Regions from separate parts of the Homo sapiens genome. Here region 1 is linked to region 2. A link is a loop called in an ENCODE intact Hi-C map of the cell type or tissue named here. Cell type or tissue: B cell. All regions are shown on one strand. Region 1 has its middle 8.5 kb from the start of COMMD10. Region 2 overlaps COMMD10 (COMM domain containing 10).

What was found. A loop is a pair of places that touch in the nucleus more often than their neighbours do. Peaks named below come from ENCODE experiments on the same cell type or tissue, not always from the same donor. Only the 100,000 strongest peaks of a DNase experiment are listed, where the experiment ranks them.
Region 1: it touches region 2 in a loop (2.1-fold over the local background); 4 of 110 quality-filtered maps call a loop at or near these places.

What each region holds. Positions count from the first base shown.
Region 1 is chr5:116,074,041-116,079,040 of GRCh38, forward strand. No RefSeq gene overlaps it. Among named protein-coding and RNA genes, the nearest start is that of COMMD10, 8.5 kb to the right of the region's middle. RefSeq lists an enhancer at 2,479-2,628. In B cell, no CTCF peak of the experiment used is centred here; DNase peaks (open chromatin) are centred at 1,601 and 2,621; H3K27ac peaks cover 2,042 bases.
Region 2 is chr5:116,135,637-116,140,636 of GRCh38, forward strand. All of the region lies in intron 5 of COMMD10 (COMM domain containing 10), which reads left to right. Among named protein-coding and RNA genes, the nearest start is that of COMMD10, 53 kb to the left of the region's middle. RefSeq lists a silencer at 1-18. In B cell, CTCF peaks have their summits at 2,353 and 2,555; a DNase peak (open chromatin) is centred at 2,345.

The sequences.
Region 1 (5,000 bases), 62 kb before region 2:
TCTATAGCCCATGAGCCATATTCAGACTAGAGTTCTCTAGAGTGCCACCTCTGCAAAGTTTTAAAGAGATTATGGAAACATTTGGGGCCTGGCATGGTGGCTCATGCCTGTAATCCCAGCACTTTGGGAGGCTGAGGCGGGCAGATCAAGAGGTCAGGAGATTGAGACCATCCTGGATAACATAGTGAAACCACATCTCTACTAAAAATACAAAAAATTAGCCAGGCGTGGTGGCAGGCACCTGTAGTCCCAGCTACTCAGGAGGCTGAGGCAGGAGAATGGCATGAACCCAGGAGGCGGAGCTTGCAGTGGGTGACAGAGTGAGACTCCAACTCAAAAAAAAAAAAAAAGATTATGGAAACATTTTAAGATGTTATAATCAATTTATTTTTTAAATAATGTATTTCATTTTAATTTTTTAAATTTTGTTGGGACATAGTAGGTATAGATATTTATGGGGCACTGTTGTATTTCTTTAAGAGAATGTTTGATTCATAGCATTTGCTTTGAAAGATAAAGAAATAAGTACTCTTAAAACTTTATTCCACCCAATTTTGTCCATTTAAAAATCAGTTGTCTAAGCTATATGATGATTCTATATTATCAAACATTATAACATTTCTACTTAATTTCATAAATTAACTAAATTTTAGTTTTATATGGATTTAATGTTCACTACATGCCACCGCATCTCTGCTACTGAGTTCTGTATTTTCATTAATCTCTTGGTTGGCTTGTTCTCAACTATTAGTTTTAACAAAAAGAGCCCATGAAAACTATGAATGCAGCCACGCTTAGTAAGATCTGACTTTTGCTTTAATATTGAATAGCATGTTCGCTTTTCTCGACCCTTTGTAGACATTGCTATGAAGAAGTCTGAAAGTTGTTGATTATTTTACTCTTGTAAGTGACATGCTTTTTTCACCATGTCGCTTGAATAAATTTTTCTTTATCCTTGGAATTTGATAATTTTACCAGAATCTGTCCCATAATCATCATATTCTATCAGTTTTTCCAAAAAATAATTTGCTCTTTCATTAGACTGTATATTCAGTTTTTCTGACATTACAGAGAAATGGTCTTCTATTAAATATTTGTTTTGATCATCCTACAGAGGCAAAATGGACTTTGTACACCAAGTTTGGTTAGGTGTTGATATGGTTTGGCTGTGTCCCCACCCACGTCTCACCTTGAATTGTAGCTCCCATAATTCCCTCATGTTGTGGGAGGGACTCACTGGGAGATAATTAAATCATGGGGGCGGTTCCCCCACACTGTTCTTGTGGTGGTGAATAAGCCTCATGAGATCTGCTGGTTTTATAAGGGGAAACCACTTTCACTTGGCTCATTCTTGTCTGCTGCCATATGAGACATGACTTTTGCCTTCTGCCATGATTGTGAGGCCTCCCCAGCCACGTGGAACTATGAGTCCATTAAACCTCCTTCTTTTGTAAATTGCCCAGTCTTGGGTATGTCTTTATCAGCAGTGTGAAAACAGACTGACACAGGTGTCTAGACTGATGATGCCATTCATGCAGCAGGGAGGTATGTAACAAGATTTATTACTTACATAATGAGGTTTTCTGGGGAGAGCAGAGCAGACTCTCAAGCAAAACCAAAAATGGCTTACGACAGCAGGGAAGGCCAATTGGCCTGGGGCTTTATGGTGGTTGGGGGTCGGGCCAGGATGAGGTTTCCCTGTTGCAGTCAGGGGCTTACGTGGCTTGAATTTCTCATCAGTGCCAGAGAAGGAAACAGCTGGGCTTAACACTTTGCCCAGATGTGGGGCAGAAGGGGAAGAGGGAGTAGTGGGGCTTGAAATCTGTCAGCCAACATCAAAAATGGAGTCAGACTCCTTATTATCATATTTGAAAGTATTTTTGTGTCTATTTGTTGGGTTCTTTGCCTTGGAGACAGTAATCTTTAGGTTGGTTTTTGTTATTAGTATCTACTTTGTGTTTGTCTCATTCTTTGCATTCACTCTGAATAGCCCCTCTGCCCTGTCCATAATTCAATTTAAAATTGTGTGCAGTCTTTTCCTTGCAGTTTCTAATTTACATCATAAGAAATGGTGTTTTTAATCCTTTCTTTGATTTCCGTGTTTTACATCTAATTTTGATATTTTGTCAAGTTGTCTTTTAGCTCGTTTCACTGAATTAATTTCCTTCTTAAGTTCTATCTCAAGAAGGATTCAAGTGGAATTTTTGTTTTTTGCATACTCTATACCTTTTATGTATTTTCCTGTAAAATTATTACACAACTGTCATGGCATTTCTTCCTATCCTACTTGTGTTTAGCATGAACAGCTCTGCCCAGACCTCTATTTTCTCTGGTATGTCTTCTTGGTTCTTTTTAATGTGAGATTGATTTGTCTTTCCATCTATGCTAGCTTGATGACTCAATATTCCATTCTACTTTTTAATAAAAGCTTAGGGTTGAGGGTAGCATTTATTAGTGGCTTTAGTTTTTACTTTCTTAGTTCTGAGATTTTGTCAACTGTCTTGTATCAAGATTCACTTGACTGGTATGGGCATGTCCAGTAGCTGAGGGGGTATCCCCCAGGCTTCAGATCAGTCCTCCTTTAATGGTAGAGTCCCGGAACCTCTGATTCTTCCTGAGTCAGCCCTGGTTTTTACTTCCCCATTTCATTCTTTCATTTCCACTTAGTATAGAGAAAGAATCAGAGTGCCTGTGGGTTTCAGCCAGTGTTAACATTAAGGCAGGCAGGGTGAGGGAAGGCTATTTTCACTGTAGCTTCAATGTAATCATCTTTTCCACTGGCTTTTTGTGTGGGTGTCTTATTTTTTATTTTCTCTTTTATCTTCAACTTTCATAGCTTCCTATTCATCATTTGAGATAATTAGATGTATTTTGTTTTTCTGCCTTTTTGCTCTACTTTTTCCCTCACTCAGATACATCAAAAGAGTGACCTCCGGAGCTTCCTCTGGACTCCGCTAGTCCTGCATCAGCCTCAGGCATTTATATTCTCCAGGTATTTTTCATGATTTCTTCTTGGCTGACTATATACCTCCAATTCTGCTCCTCTCCAAGTTTGGGGATATAAAGAGAACGCTCATGGTTTTGTGGAAACCTTCTTTTCCTAGCACAGTTTCAGCAAGTTGGGGACCACCTTTAGGATCCAGCTTAGCTAAGGCAGAAGTTCGGTTTCTTTTCTCGTCAGATCATTTTTCAAGTGTAGTATTAACTTATGCTTGTTTGTTTGTTTGCTGTTAATAAGTTGATTTCTTTTTCCTGTTGTCTATTTATGATGTTTACTTTTTTTAGTTTTTTTTACTAGCTGTGGCGTAAAAGGGAGTCTGTAATCTTGCCTCACTCTGACATGTCCACCGATTCTTTTCAAATGGTGTTCACAGGTGAAAATTACTGAAGAAAGCACTCTGTCTTTCACACATCCTATGTGTAAATATCGGTCCTGTTAATGGCACAGACCTCTGGGAGGCAGGACGGGAAAAACTAGGTGCAAATGAAAATGGACGAGTGATAATTTGAGATGGTCTTCAACTTTTAAGTTTGAGAATACATTAGGAGGGGATCTGTTCATATATTATAAAGTGTATTTTTGCTACATTTTAATAAATATTTCCCTCTCATCCTCTTCCCCACCCTCCATTTGTTTAAGGGTGGGTGAACATAAATATTGTTTTTTATGGGAAAATGTGGCCTACACCCTGGATACTATTCTCTGTTTCTTGCTTCTGTTTTTTTTTTTTTTTTTGAGACACAGTCTCACTCTGGCACCAGGCTGGAGTGCAGTGGCACGATCTCGGCTCACTGCAACCTCCACCTCCCGGATTCAAGTGATTCTCCTGTCTCAGCCTCCTGAGTAGCTGGGACTACAGGTGCGCACCACCATACCCAGCTAATTTTTGTATTTTTAGTAGAGACAGGGTTTCACCATGTTGGCCAGGATGGTCTCAATCTCTTGACCTCGTGATCTGCCCTCCTCGGTCTCCCAAAGTGCTGAGATTACAGGCGTGAGCCACTGCGCCCGGCCATTTCTTGCTTCTTTCTACAGTACAGCCTGTTGTGCAAATATTCAGAGAATAGATTGTGTTCAAGCATTCTTTATTCCCTATGTGTATCACATTAAACAGGAATATTCACATAAGTAACTCATAAATAAAAATATGTAATTTTAAAACTTTATCCCCCTAGGACTCTGGGGAGGCAATGTGAAATGAACAATTACATGTTTACTATCTAGAAGGCTGTTCTTCAGTTCCACTTCAATTGATTCTCTCACACCTATGAGGCAAGTGCTGACTGCAGAGCTAAAAACAGGGCTAGAAACTGCATGTGTGTGATGGTAAGGAGAGGGAGAAGAGCGTGTGCAGTGCGGGGTGGGAAAGAGGAAAACTGGGGCAACAGCGTCTGCAGGTGAACGTGACAAAGCTGTTCAATATGAAGTTTGTGTTTTATAGTCAGTCTGGCAGTCAGACATGGGTAGCAGATAGTTTGAGTCTCCTGCCTTTATACGTCTCTTTGCTAGATGCATTTGATGAACTCAGGATAAGTTGTAGGACTTCAGACTTTCAAAATGTTAAGGAACTGGGTCACATAGTTGGGCAACCCTTTGCCAGAACAATCTGAGGTACATAATAAAATGCCTGCATCCCCCTATTTGAGAATATATATCAAAAAATTACTTAAAAGATCATTTCAGCTGGACTAGGTTTCTGGGGACACTATTCTGGTGGGTGAGTAGGTGTTACTCTTCCTCCAAAGATAATCATTTGCATTTGGGACTGGAATGTCGAAGGATAGATTTGGGTGAGGATCCCTGGTGTCTTCAGAGTTCCTTTAGGGTTGGGGGAAGACTTCTGGGAGAAAAACACCCCAGATCTTGGCTTTACATCACTGGGTGTCAAAAATATAAATCACGCCTGATGGGGGGAGGGCGAGTGTACAGTGGCGCTGTAGGTAGAGGCCACTAAGGAGCCCTTCCAAACAGGACAAAGCTCACACTCAGAGGGAAGTTT
Region 2 (5,000 bases):
CATAACTTTATTACACTATGTTGTTGTAGTTGTTCTATTTTATTATTATTGTTGTTAATCTCTTACAGTGCCTAATTTATAAATTAAACTTTATCATAGGTTTGTATATATGGGAAAAAACAGTATATATTGGGTTTAGTACTATCCATGGTTTCAGGCCTCCACTGGGAGTTTTGGAATGCATCCCCCCACAGTGGGCAGGGGGACTACTGTGTGCTCTGCAGTTTAGTGTAGTGTAACCTCAGGCAAATTACTTAATCTTTGATTCTCAGTTTCTTTATCTGTAAAATATAGGTAATAGTATCTATCTACACAATTTTTATGAAGACTAAATACCTAGTATATGTAAAGTGTTTAGTCCAGTGCCCAGTATTACAGCGTGTGCTCAATAAATGCTGGCTACTACCATCATCATCAATAAAACTTTTTTGTTTTTGGCTAAAATAAAGAAATCAATCCATTTGTTTTAATTCAGAGCTCTCACTAAATTTATTTCCTGATGAAGTTATTACCTCTTCCCTTGTTCCTTGCATTCCCTCTCCCTTTTTTCTTGATTATATTTTTCACATGTATCCTTACTGGAAATTAGGAGGGGAAAAAGAGCCTGAAAAGTCCCTTTTGTTTCTTCTGTGAACTGAGTAAGTTATTCCTTTAGGTGTAGGATGATGATCTGGAACTCACTAGCATAGACTGGAGCTATTCCATGAGTGAAAATACATACATACATGCACATTCCAAGTAGCTATATACTTCCTTTGTTTTATTTTTCGTGACTACCTAATGTTAAGTCTGCGTAGCTAAAAGCATTTTGTATGTTGGAAGTGTACTATTTTGACCACATACATTGGATATGCTTTAAGCATCATGAGTTCAGCAATGCTTGTCTTTGGGATTCTCAAGTCCTTCTAGCTTCTTTGTTACATCTTCAAAGTATGCCTATGTGTCTGTTATATTTTTAGGCAGTAGGAATAAAAGAGTAATGCTTCTAGTAAGACAGCCATGTTAATAAGACATTCAGATTATTCAGGAAGATGTGAATATCTAGATGTGAAATCTAACTCATTTGAAATATGAGCTTGAGTACATTTATGTTTTTCTGTGTTTGTATTTTGAGATTTTGGATAGATGCATATATGCACATTGATTAATCTTATAACTTGCAGAGCTAGAGCACCATTTTCATTAACAAATATGCTGAGGAAGAAGAGGAGAAGCACACATACATAAAAGATATTTCTCTTTCATCTTGTATGTAGACTTAAGTGACTTCTTTGTATTGTCTTTCTCTTCTATGGCATTGTACACATTTTGTGCCTGTGTCTTATATCTCCTAAACAATAGACAGACACATAATGAGGTATAGAGCTACCATCACCTAGGCAGAAGCATGCCATCTCCAAGTGTTATGGTGTGCCCTAGCTGTAAAGGAACAGTTAACTACTATACCTCTTTTCCTCAATGAACTGCTGCCTGGAATTACTGCTCTTTCTCTTGTTTACCTTCTCCTTGATTTTATGATTTGGTATTCTATTCTTTGTACTCTTCATCTTATTCCTTATGTTAATTTTTATGTGACTCCTGTTATTAAGGACCACAAACTACTTTTCTTTCAAATATTTACAAATATGAAATGAGAATTCTTCACAGGTTGGAATATTAAGTAAAAAGGAATGAGGGTATAGAGCATGTTTTAAAAAACAAGTTTATTAAAGGAAAGGAAAGCTTTTACAAAAAGGGAGATTAAAAGTTACCACTGCTTAGTTTATGATATAAAGTATCTTAAAGTACAAAACTGTCATACTTATGAAGTTGGTGTTGGTTTAAAACAGGAAGCATTGGGTACAGTTCTCATAAATGTGTATTTTATAGGGTAGTTATCCTGAAAATATACATATATTAAACTACTGGGAGGATTAGAATCACTGTAAATTGTGAGGGATTATTTTGGTTGTATTTACTTTTGAGCTGTTGTACTGAAAACTTACTGTAATTCACTGAAGAGTACGGTTTATAAGGAGCTCCTTATCTTCTTTTTCACTTCTAACATACAAATGAAAAATGCAGCCTGCAGTGAAGTTTTAATTGCTATCACACTGGATAACACTGTTTGACTGTGGTCTCCTTTCTTAGAACACTTCTGTCTCGAGGCTTTCCTGTTTTGCTATTAATTTTATCACAAAAACTAGGTGATTGTAGCTTTCCTGCAGTATTTTGATATGTATTCTAGTTGTTTTTGGTTAATTGTCTTAGTGTTTGTCTACTGTGTTTAGCAAAGTGAGATTATTTTCCTGTTCCACAGATACCTCAAATCGAGTTTTCTGACTTAAAGTTTTTTTCGTTAGGGGGCAGTAGAGTGCTTTGCTTACCTAGCCTTTTCTGGCATTCACAGTGTTATTTGAAATAACATTCAAAATAATTTGTGAAGTCAGTAGTTGAAGGAAATGCTAAGTGTTTACATTTCAAATCTTTATAGAACAATAGAGTTCTCTTATTTATTTCCATAAACAAAATTAATGCTTATTAATCATATACATATAGAACAAATAAATGAAATCATCATGATTTGGCTTTTGAAATTTGTATATGATCATTTGCCAAAATGAAATATATTAAAAGCTTTCTACATTATTGACTTTTTTGTTACATTCTGTCACTTGTATTAATTTCTTCATGAGAAAAAAGAATAAAATAGTCCATAAGATAATTGAATGGCTCTATTAGGTTATGATGTAACTAGTTCTAGGCCCATTGTAGTCAGCTGAAAATTCTTTATTTCTAGAGAGTAATGTCATTTGTAACAAATGTTGATAATTTTGACTGACACCAACACTTTAACTTTGAATATCTTAAAATACTTAAATTTTGCTATTAATCTTAGTACATTTTTTTCCCCAGTAAATTTCCTGTTAAAGACAAACCTGTTTTGTTAATACAGGGATTCCAAATTTTATTTGTGCATCTTTTGAGGAAGGATCCTTGTGTTTCATTTTTTTTTCTTTTACAGTAACTGTGGTAAAATCACCCTGACAGTAGAATTTTTATTTATCTTAATGTTAAATTAGATTATAATCAGATTGCAGAAAGTACTTTATGTAGAAGTAATTATGATTTTGAATGAATTTGGGGCTTCTAATACTAGTTTTCTGACTTAGAGCTCTTCATTCTTATTTCCAAAATATATGACAAATTCTGTTTAGTGTGAGAAAATGGGCAAAAGTTCTTTTTTAAAGTGTTTACTCTGTGCTACACATAGTATCACTTCTTTTTGTGGTTAAAACCTCTCTTCCAGGCATGATTTCTTATTATTCTTATTTTATTGATAAATGGAGACACGGAAGCACAGAGAAGTTAAATAATATTCCCATGTTATACAGATAGTAAACAGTAGACCTAGGATTTGAATCCAGGCAATTTTATTTGAGTTCCAGTTTATCAGTAGGATGCTGTATCACCTTGTTAATTTAATAACTTAGCAGTTGAAATTGTAATATGTGTATATGTTTCAAGGTGTTGAAAGCTGTTGTAAAATGTAAGGTTGTTCATAGGATTATCGTTACATGGACTCTAGATTTAATTTTTCTTTCCCCTTTATTTGACTAAGTTGAAACAATTTTACATTTTTAGTCAATTAGAAACACCATTTATTCTTATGTAGTAAGTAAAGTATAAATGATGTCAGTTCAACAGAGGCTGCCTTTTATTAACAAATATTATTGTAAGGGCTACATGACATCAATGATGTTGATGTGAGCAAATAACTGCATCAGTTAAAAAGAAAAGATGTCCTCAGATCTATTTAGGATAGATTTCTCAGAGAAAAATATGTATGCTATTCAAATCATGAATTCTTGTTATAGAAATTTAAATCTTTTCATCTTAAAGGTGGTGTTAGTATTGACTGATTTGGAATGACCTTCACATTTTTTAGCTACTTATGTGAGTTCGTCTGCATTTTCCTTTTTTTTTTCATTGAAGTATCACGTATCATATCTTTATTAGAATAAATCACACTAAAGCATACTTTCTCACCCTTAATTACACATACAAATGAGATAATTCAACTGATAGGACATAATTCAAATATAAATAAAATCATTCTCTCACATATTTAACATTGTTGAGTGGATTTTAAATTGTATATATTTAAGGTATACGGCATGCTGTTTTGATATAAATATACATAGTAAAATGATTGCTACTATTAAGAAAATTAACCCACCCATCACCTGCCATTATTACCTTTTTTGTGTTTGTGGTTAAAGCACGTAAAATCTATTTTCCTAGCAAAATTTCAGTTTACGATACAATATCATTAATTATAGTCCTGATGCTGTACATCAGATCTCCAGACTTATTTATCCTACATAACTGCAAGTTTATATGCTTTAACCTGCTTCTCCCCATTTTTTCCCTTTCCTTGTCTCTGATAATCTCTGTTCTAATAGGCATTTTTAAAAAATTCCACATATAAGTGAGATCATGCAGTATTTTTCTTTCTACGTCTGGCTTATTTCACTTACCATAATGTCCTCCAGATTCATCCATGTTGTTGCAAATGGCACTATATCCTTTTTCAAGGCTGACTCATACTACTATGTGTGTGTGTGTGTGTGTGTGTGTATGTGTCTGTCTGTATATATGTCTATGCGTATATATATGTACACATATGGACACATACACATACCACAATTTATCCATTGATAGATAGTTACGTTGTTTCCATATCTTGGCTGTTATGAATAATGCTGCAACAAACATGGGGGTGCAGATATCTCTTTAACATACTGGATTCATCTTCTTTGAATATATACCAAGCAGGAGATTCCTGGTAGTTCTAATTTGAATTTTTGGAGGAACCTTCAAACTGTTGTCCTTAATGGCTATACCAATTTACATTTCCACCATCAGTGTACGGGGTTCCCTTTTCTCCACATTCTCACCAGCGTTTGTTGTCTCTTGTCTTTTTGATAATAGTCATTCTAACAGTTGTGAGATAATAT